2 separate regions of the Homo sapiens genome follow, and region 2 is linked to region 1. Evidence: read pairs that join two places in POLR2A ChIA-PET (ENCODE). Cell type or tissue: Caco-2. All regions are shown on one strand. Region 1 holds the start of TTLL8 (tubulin tyrosine ligase like 8). Region 2 overlaps MOV10L1 (Mov10 like RNA helicase 1).

Evidence for each region. ChIA-PET counts read pairs that join two places held together with the same protein. Peaks named below come from ENCODE experiments on the same cell type or tissue, not always from the same donor. Only the 100,000 strongest peaks of a DNase experiment are listed, where the experiment ranks them.
Region 2: POLR2A ChIA-PET joins it to region 1 with 6 read pairs; 4 of 35 experiments call an interaction of 5 or more read pairs at or near these places.

The regions. Positions count from the first base shown.
Region 1 is chr22:50,057,595-50,062,594 of GRCh38, reverse strand. TTLL8 (tubulin tyrosine ligase like 8) reads left to right here and starts at 4,297. Exons shown (of 14, transcript NM_001350317.3): 1 at 4,297-4,441. It overlaps MLC1 (modulator of VRAC current 1), which reads left to right. Exons shown (of 12, transcript NM_015166.4): 12 at 938-3,204. The coding sequence ends at 1,012. In Caco-2, no CTCF peak of the experiment used is centred here; DNase peaks (open chromatin) are centred at 2,004 and 3,325.
Region 2 is chr22:50,120,904-50,125,903 of GRCh38, reverse strand. MOV10L1 (Mov10 like RNA helicase 1) reads right to left here. Exons shown (of 27, transcript NM_018995.3): 11 at 335-512. Among named protein-coding and RNA genes, the nearest start is that of MOV10L1, 33 kb to the right of the region's middle. In Caco-2, no CTCF peak of the experiment used is centred here; no DNase peak of the experiment used is centred here.

The sequences.
Region 1 (5,000 bases):
GACGCTCTCTTGCCCTTGGCTCGTTTCTCAGCTGACCCCGTCGCCCCCACCCTCCACCCTCCCTACTGCTGTTCCCTTAACCTGCCTCCTCAGTTGCTTTGCTGCCATTTTTCCTGGCTGTGGTCAGTCTCCCTGCTAGGACGGCAGTCCCTGGGCCTGAAATGAGACCCGCCTGGGTTTCTGTTGTGACCAGCAAGGCCCAGAGTCAGACGCATGAGGTGTTCTCCCCAGATCCCAGAACTGCTGGTCCCAGGGGCTCAGGGTGGGCGGCTGGGGCTCAGGGTGGGCGGCTGGGGCTCAGGATGGACGGCTGGGGCTCAAGGTGGGTGGCTTGGGCTCAGGGTGGGCGGTTGGGGCTCAGGGTGGGCGGCTGGGGCTCAGGGTGGACGGCTGGGGCTCAGGGTGGATGGCTGGGGCTTAGGGTGGACGGCTGGGGCCCAGGGGCTCAGGGTGGGTGGCTGGGGCTCAGGGTGGACAACTGGGGCTCAGGGTGGACAGCTGGGGCTCAGGGTGGACAACTGGGGCTCAGGGTGGACAGCTGGGGCTGGCGCTGTCCTCCCTTTTGCCTGGAGGCATCTGGTTACCTCTGCCTTAAGTGTTTTCTTCCTCAGCCGTCAGGCACATGCCCAACCTTGGGCGGCCTCCCCCCGCTCCCCGCCCCAGAGCCAGGGCAAGGGGCCGAGTGAAGGGCTGCTCCATCCCAGGCTCGGTAGAAACCGTGTGTGCGGGGGGGGATGCAGGCGTTTCTGGGACACTGAGGAAGTGAAGGCTTTTATCTCTTTCCACAGAGGCCCAGGGGTTAGTTTCCCCACTTCCTTCACATTCGAAGAAAACTTCTGAACGCTGGCTGCTCGCTGCCTGTGGCCGAGTGGCGTGTCCACCTTCCCGCCGCACAGGTGGCCCTGGTGAAGTAACACCTTTCCTGTCTCGGTTGCAGGTGGCCAGGAGCCCCCTGAAGGAGTTCGACAAGGAGAAAGCCTGGAGAGCCGTCGTGGTGCAAATGGCCCAGTGACCCCCAGACGCGGAAACCGGGTGGCAGCGCCCAGCCTGGCCCCAAGCATGGAAACGCACAACCCCTAATCGCCCTGAGCTACTGCTTCTAACACCTCTTTTCCCTTGTGTGAGGGCAAACCAGGCTGCAGGTGGGGTTTTCACTTCCTAGGGTAGTTTAATTTTAAAATAGGCCAATGTTGGCTAGTCTGTGCCTCAGTGAGATCAGTCAGCTCCGAGTGGCTCCCGTGTCGTAACAGCAGGAGCATGGCCGCAACTTCCCAGGCCGAGGAAGGGCCCCCGGCTCGGCCTCTTGAGAGCCCCACCCCTGAACTGGCCCCAGCTCCTCTTCCTGCCTCTCTCATGGCTTGGGCTGGAGTGGGCTCTCTGGACCTGACCAGACTGTGGGTCCCTGCGTCTCCTGCCCACTCTGACCGGGCTTCCTCCCTCCACGCTTAGGGTCTGTCCCGGGTACTCAGTCAGCCCAGTGGGATCTTACCCACTTCCCTGCAAGGTGCACCTGCCCCAGGCTCAGGCTGCCCAGCGGCTCTTCCTGGACAGTGAGAGCAGGGCTGGGCGCCTCTGTCCTGGCCCGGGAGCCGCAGGGGCCCCTCCTCCAGAGCCTGGGCGCAAGCGACACAGGCTGCCGCTGCTCTCCCAGGTGAAATCCACACCAGTCCACGCCGGGTCGCCTGCCCTGTCTCCCTACTTAGACCCAGTCATTCTAGAGGGATCCACCGCCACACTGGCCGGCCCACGTCCTGGGTGCTGTCATGCCCAGCTTGGAGTGCCACGTGGCCGCTGCCCACGTCCCGGGCACTGTCATGCCCAGCTTGGAGTGCCACATGGCCGCTGCCCACGTCCCGGGCACTGTCATGCCCAGCTTGGAGTGCCACGTGGCCGCTGCTGTGACAGGCAGTGTTCTTGGGGGTGGGGCTGCATCCAAGGCTTTGTAAACCGGCTGGACCACGTCTCCCTGGCCCCAGTGACCGGGGGAAGCTGAGCCCCTCCCTCCTGTGTTTGCTCCCATTACTCAAAATGCAGGACAGATCAGGTCAGAGCCCAGGAATTCTCACAGGTTCACCCAGCGCCCTCTACCTCCTAGCAAGTACTTTGTCTTGATCCTCACTGAGAAGGCCCCAGGGCAGCGGTCTTCTCCATCTCCGCTGTTTTGGGGTCTTAGGGTACAGCCCAGGCGGTCACTGCCCACCTGCCAGGCTGCAGGGACAGTTGGGTGTGAGAATAACACTGGCTTTGGGTAGTGCCATGGCCAGGAGTGGGTTTCCCTGCGTCTCCTCGTCCCGAGGGCGCCTGGGTCCTCCCAGCTGACGGCAGTAAATCCACAGTGAGTTGGGGCGACTGTGAAACTGGAATGCTGTTACTTTGATAATTACTTTCCAGCAGGTGTTTTCCTTCACAATGGTTTTGTTTCTTTCCTTCTGATCTGAGAAGACATGAACGTTTTCTCTTCACCGCCGTGGGGTGTATTGACTGGTCCCCCATGGGCTGCTGGAAAGGCCCGGAGATGCATCTGTGGCCTGGGGCCATCAAGATCAAAGAACCAGGAGGCCTGGGAGATGCAGCTGGATGGGGCGGCCTGCAGACCCTGCCAGGGGGTTTGAGGACCCTCCCAGGTTTCCCACTGCGGAACAGGAGTGACTCTGGCTGCCAAGATACCTTCATGGTGTTCATGACAAGTGGAATCATTATTTTCAACCATTGAAGGGGGATGCAGGCAAGACACCTTCCCAGCTGCTCCTAGAGGGGACAAGCCAGGCCCTCTCTGCAGTCCTCGGCAGCTCCGGAAGGACACAGTCAGGGGCCGGGCAAACACTTTGGCCACAGCCCCAAACAAGCGCCACCGTGGGAGAGGAGAGGCTGCTGTCACTGGTACCGGATGCAGACCCCACCCTGTCTGCAGGCCACCCCCACCTCCCTGCAGCTTTGAGGCTGGCGGGGTCTGCTCCTGGGAATGGGGTGGGAGCCACAGGGACGACCCGGGGCGGGCTGATGTCTTCTTGGGGGCAGACCAGAGAGCTCAAGTTTCAGAGTCAGAATTAGGCACTTGGAGCGTTTTTGCTGGCTTGCACTTTCTTATTTTCTTATTTTAGAGCGCTTAAAAAATCCGGAAAAATGGGGTTTAAAAGAACTGTCTCTTTCAGTCTACATTTTTGTTTAATACGCTTGAGCAATAAACGCTGACTTGCAGACGTGGCTGTGGCTATTTAATATTGTGTCTCAGCAGCGTCAGCTCACTCAGGTCTAAAAACATCGGGACACAGGGAGGAGGGGCGGGTGGAGGGAGGGCCAGCTTTTCACTCACTGATTTGTGTAACCCCTAGAGGCCAGTACTGGGGTCTGGTGAGAGCCCAGTGGCATTCCCCGGGGAAGAGGGAGGGAGCTGGAAGGGAACCACCCCCGCCAGGGGACGCTCCCACTCCCCCCCTTCAAGTCCCCCACCAGCCCCTTCAGAGTCGGGGCAGAACCTCCCTTTTGGGGTGTCTTGGGAAGTTAAATGCAAAATAAAGTTGATTTAAAACCAAATGAAGACATCTAGGCTTTGGAAAGTTGCCAGGAGTGAGGGTCCTGGTGGGGCAGGTGTGTCTTTCCTACCCCCACTCCGAGATGCCAGATCAGACACGAGCTGCCCTGGCGGGGTGATCCGCGGGGTGCGGGGGGAAACGACAGGGGCCGTGTGGACCTGGGTGGGCTCAGAACCCCCCGGGGGGCAGCGGCGTGGGACCCCACGAGTGGTTCTGCGGATACCAAGGCCCTCCCAAGTTCCGCCGCAGGACGGGGGGCGCTGATACGGTCACCCCGTCGCCCCCATCCGCCAGGACCCGCAGCGCGCAGCCCGGGAGGAGCCCAGCGCCCGCGGCCTCCTCACCCCGCCGCTCCAGCCTCGCGTCGGGGAAGGGCCCAGGGACAGAGGGCGGCATGAGGGCCCCGGGGAGGGCGAGAAGGCCTGGCGGGCCTGGGGGGCCCGAGGGGGAGGGGCAGGATGTGACCCGCGGGTCTTTGTGACCTGGTGGGGGATGGAGTGTGACCTCCACAGGGGGGCGCGGGGCCGCAGCGCGTGACCCGGGGCTACACTCGGGCCCTCCCCCGGCGGACACCATGGCGCGCACCGTCCCGCGCCGCCGACCCCGCAGCCGCGCCTGCTCCGACAGCAGCCCGGGACCCGGACCCCAACCCGGGCCCAGCCCAAGCGCTGATGACTGCTGCCCGTCGGGGCCCGCGCCCCCCGCACGCCGCAGCTCCCCGCGCCCCCGCGCCCCCCGCCGCCCGCGCAGCCCCACGCCCCGGGGCCGCCGCCGCTGCACAGCCCGAGGCCACGGGCCCAGCAGCCGCCGCACCGGGGGTGCACAATGCGCGTGGCCGCCCCAGCACGTTGTCCCAGGCAACCCCAGGAAGCCGGGCGGCGCAGCGCGAGCCACTGACCCGGTCCCCGGTGAGCACGACCCCCGACCGCGGAACCCCAGGCCCGTCCGCGCTTCCGATCCCGGACAGGACCCCTCCTCCCCATCTGCCTTCGGAACCCCAGACCCGCCTCCCACACCCGGAAACCCAGGCCTACCCCCTCCCCGCCCCGGGCCTCCAAATTCTAGACCCCTTACCCTAGGAATCCCAGACCCGCCTAGCTCGGAACCACAGAACTCCCCCACTAAACCTGCCCAACTCTACCCACTCGCCCGCCCTCGAAAGCCCAGAGCTGTTCTCCCCACCTTCCCCCATCTTCTGGGAACTCCACAGCTGTCCACTCCCCTCTGCCTTCAGAACCCCATACCTCTCCTCATTAACCTAGACCTGCACCCCCAACCCAGACCTCCCCCTCGACCTAGACCTGATCCCCAATTGAGACCTGATGCCCACAACCCAGACCTGACCCCCAACCCAGACCTGACCCCGACCCAGACCTGACCCCAAAAACCCAGACCTGATCTCCCAACCCAGACCTGACCCCAACCCAGACCTGACCCCCAACCCAGACCTCCCGCTCAACCCAAACC
Region 2 (5,000 bases), 63 kb before region 1:
AGGCAGGAGAACGGCGTGAACCCGGGAGGCAGAGGTTGCAATGAGCTGAGATTGCGCCACTGCACTCCAGCCTGGGCGACACAGCGAGACTCCACCTCAAAAAACAAACAAACAAACAAACAAAAACATTACTGGGGTCAACTGCTTACAACTAATGAAATACAACAAAGAAACATGCTTGATGTACATCGGTTGCTGATTTTTAGTGAAATTCTAACCCAAAAGAAAGAAAATGCGATAATGTGACTGTCATATTGCCAGTTAAAGAGTATCTTCTCTCAAGTATGGTTTCTCTGCTAGTCCACCCAGGGAAGCATATGAGTAACAAACACACCTGCGTAGAGAGAAGGCCTCCCTTCGGCCAACCCTGGGACCTCCAGAACCAGCAGATCCCCATTCCTTCTTAAGATGATCCCGCTCATGTTATACTCTTTCAGTTCCATTTCTGCATAAATCTCCTCAAGCCACAGCAAAGTCGAAAACTTCTCCTTGTAATTTGACATGTTCAGAAGCTGGAAAACACCCAAATGTTATAAAGTCAGCAACAGCTCAGCAGCACTCTGGAAAGTAGCAGCTCCGGAGCAGGAAAGTTCCAACAGCTCCAGTTCAGCAGATGGCCCCCCAGGTGGGGCGATCCTCGCCGGAGTCTGCAGGTGCCTCAGTAAGTTCCCCGGCCTTCAGCACGAGGGCCATGGGGCTCCAGCACACTCCCTGGCCTTTGGCATGAGGCAGTGGGGCTCCAGCTGGCGGTGTCCCTCCCTGCACTGCCCACTCCTGTCCACCCTCCCTGCTCTTTTTCAGGTTGTCCACGTTAATTCTGGGAAGGCAGAATTTGGCTTCCACAGACATCTGTGAAAAAAGGACAAACTTCCAGGTCTGGCCAAGGTGGACTAACAAGGACCAGATTTACCCTTCTACCTGAAAAAAACTTAAAGAGACAGAGAAATAAGAAACGATGGTGTTTAAACAATGAACATCACGTAGCAAAGGATTGTGATCCCAAGACTGGGGAAACAATCCATGGGGGCCCCATGACTGATCCACCTGTGCCTGAACAGAGCTCCTAGGCCCCAGCACAGAGGACCCAGGGATGCTGCATGGTTTCTAAGGAGAGGAGCTCTGATCTGTGGGGCTGAGCGCTGGGAAGAGCAAGCAGCACAGAGTGGTCTGGAGAGGGTCAGGGGACCCACTCAGGACCATCAGCTCAGCACTAAGGAATGCATGAGACACCATCCTGCAAAACCCATTGAGGGGCCAGACCAGGGCCTCAGCATGAGGTGGGGGAAAACTCACAGCAGCCTGCCCGGAATTGGAAAGTGGGAGGGCAGAAAGTGCGTCTGAACACATGGTGGCTGAAAATTTCCAAATCTGAAGAAAACTCAAGGCCGCATATTCAAGAATCCCAATGAACCCCAAGCACAAGAACAGGAAGAAAAGAATCTCTACCACCACACATCGTAAACCAAATCTATTAATATCAGTGATAAAAGAGAGAATCTTAAAAGCAGCTAAGAAAAAACAACGTTATGTGCAAAAGAGCAAAGATAAGAATTAAAGCAAAAGAACCCCATAAGAAAAACTAAAAAATACTTAGGAGATGAATAAAAACAAAAACACAATACAGCAAGACTTATGGGAGCAGCACAAGCAGTGCTGAGGGAATTTGTGACTATGAGCACTGATTCCCATGAGCACTGCAAGGAATTAGACAAAGGAGAACAAACTAAACCCAAAGATAGCAGAAGGAAGGAAATAAAGATTAGAGGAGAGATGAACAAAAGAGAGAACTGAAAAACAATACAGAAAACCAGGAAAACAAAAAGTTGGTTCTCCAAAAAGATCAACAAAATTGACAGACTTTTAGTAGATTAACTAGAAAAAAGGGAAAGACAAATTACTAAAATAAGATAGGAAAGTGGGAACATTACTACAGAATCTACGGAAATAAAAAGGATTATAAGAGTATGAGCAATCGTATACCAATACCCAGATGAAATGGACAAATTCCTAGAAACACAAAACCTACCAAGACTAAACCATGAAGAAAGAAAATCTGAATAGACCAATTACTACTAAGGAGGTTAAAGCAGTAATAAATATTCTGAAAAGGAAAACCCCAGGACCTGATGGCTCCATAGCTAAATTCTACCAAACATTTGAAGACTAACTAATACCAATCTTTCTCAAACTTTTCCAAAAAATTCAAGAGGAGGGAATACTCTCTGACTTATTCTTATGAGGCCAGCATTACCCTGATCCCAAAGCCAGACAGAGACACTTCAGGAAAAGAAAACTACAGACCAATATGAACACTGATGAAAAAATCCTCAACACGATACTAGCACACAAAATTCAGCAGCATATGAAAAGGATTAGCTGGGTGTGGTGGCTCATTCCTGTAGTCCCAGTTACTTGGGAGACTGAGGTGGGAGGATTGCTTGAGCCCAGGAGCTCGAGGCTGCAGTGAGCAGTGACTGAGCCATTGCACTCCAGCCTGGGCAACACAGTGAGACCCTGTCTCAAAAAACATATATAAAATAAAAGGATTACATGCTATGATCAAGTGGAATTTATTCCTGGAATGCAAGGATAGTTCAACATTTGAAAATCAATTACTGTAGCAACACACATTAACAGAAGGAAAAAAAATCATATGATCATCTCAATACAGAAAAAGCAATTGAATTTTTTTTTTTTTTTTTTTTTTGAGACATGAGTTTCCCTCTGTCACCAAGGCTGGAGCGCAATGGTGCGATCTCAGCTCACCGCAACCTCTGCCTCTTGGGCTCAAGCGCCTCCCAGGTAGCTGGGATTACAGGTGCATGCCATCACACCCAGCTAGCATCTGACAAAATTTAACACCCTTTCATGATAACGTTTAACAAACTAGGAAGAGAAGAAAATCAGGCTGGGTGTGGTGGCTCACACCCATACTTGCCTGTAATTCCAACACTTTGGGAGGCCAAGGCGGGAGGATTGTAAGACCCTGTCTCTATGATATACAAAAGTTAGCCGGGCATGGTGGTGTGCCGCTGCAGTCACAGCTGTGAGCTGTGATTGCGCCACTGCACTCCAGCCTGGGCGACAGGAGAGCCTGTCTCAAAAATAAATAAATAAATAAATAAATAAAAAAGAGAAAAAGGAAAAGAAGAAAAAGAAAGAAAGAAAGAAAGAAAGAAAACCATCACCTCAAAATGATGAAAGTCATATATGAAAAACCCACTGTTAACATCATACTCAATGGTGAAAGATTGAAAGCTTTTCCCATAAGATCAGGAACTTCCAAGGGAAGGATGCCTGCTTTCACCACTGCTATTCATCATGGTACTAGAAGTTCTAGCCAGAGCAATTAGGCAAGAAAAGGAAATGAAAGGCATCTAAATTGGAAAGGAAGAAATAAAATTATCTGTTTGCAGATGGCATGCATAATTTTATATGTAGAAAACTCTAAAAGATTCCACAAAAAACTGTTAGAATAAATAAATTCAGCAAAGTAGCAGGGTACAAAATCAAAGGACAAAAATTATCTTCATTTCTAAACAACACTGAAGAATCTGAAAAGGCAGCTATGAGAGCAATGTATTTACAACAGCAGCAAAAATAATAAAATACTTACAAATTAATTTAACCAAAGAAGTGAAAAACATATACAGAGAAAATGACAAAACACTGCTGTAAGAAATTAAAGAAGACATAAATAAATGTTAACACATTCCATGTTCATAGCCTGGAGGATTCAATATTGTTAAAATGTCCATACTAACCAACGCAATCTACAGATTCAATGCAATTCCCATCAAAATTCCAATGACAGGCCGGGTGCAGTGGCTCACACCTGTAATCCCAAGCACTTTGGGAGGCTGAGGCGGGAGGAATACTTGAGGCCAGGAGTTTGAGACCAGCCTGGGCAATGTAGTGAGACCTCGTCTCTGGGGAAAAAAAATTCCAATGCTATATTTTGCAGAAATAGAAAAATGCATCTTAAAATTCGTATAAAAGATCTTGAAAAGCAAAATAAATTCTGCCAAAGAACAACAAAGCTGGAGGACTCAAATTTCCTGATTTCAAAACTTACTACAAAGCTGCAGCATCAAAACATCAAGTCGGTGGCCTGTGGAAGGAACTGAGGAGCACCCTCCAAGCCCAGCAGACCTGGGTCCCCAGGGAGGAGCTGAGGAGCACCTCTCCATCCTAGCAGACCCAGGTCCAGCTTTTTCTGCCACCTCGATGAACCATTCAGGCATTTGCCTACAAACTCAAAGTGACTGGGGGACAGAGGACTGCGCTCGCGACTCATGGCAACCTCCCTGCCCAGGATCTGTGAGTAAAACACATCTGAACTTGTTTCTATCACGGCAGTGGATTGAATTTGCACCTTCCATCCTAAGAACCCAGCACTGCCCAGGCCGGGTTTTCCCTGGCATTGGGGAACATAAGTTTGGGCTCCCAGTGCCAGATGATCAGGCAGGCATAACCTGGATACAGGTCAGACGAGAGCCACTGGGGCGTCTGCCAGAATAAGTTTCCTGCGTGAGGAACCCCGGTCATGGGGCATCAGCTGTCCTCCTGGTAAAACAAGGACATTTTTTTAAACAAGGAGGTGTATTTGGAAAGGATCCCCTGAAGGGCGCATGGTGAACACCTAGGTCCCATTCCCTTCATTCTCCTTAGGACAGGGCTGCCAGCTGCTCTGGCACTGGAACTCCAGTTTAGCTGGGGACTCTCAGAACACCTCAAACCCCTACAGAAAAAAACCCTCCTGGACAAAGGGCAATGTTCTCCCCTCAAACTGCCAAATTTATAGACTTTTCTTCCTTCTTGAACTTTTCTTCTCCACCTACCCCACTCAGAACGTGCTCCTCTGTCTCCCATGTGGGTGGGGACCTGGGCTCTCCTCCCCTGGACCCTTGCCCTGCTGGCTCTGTCAGGATGATGGTAAAAGGCTAGAACACTTCTTGCTCATAACAAAGGCCTCCTAGTCTAGCGAGAGAGGCCAGGCT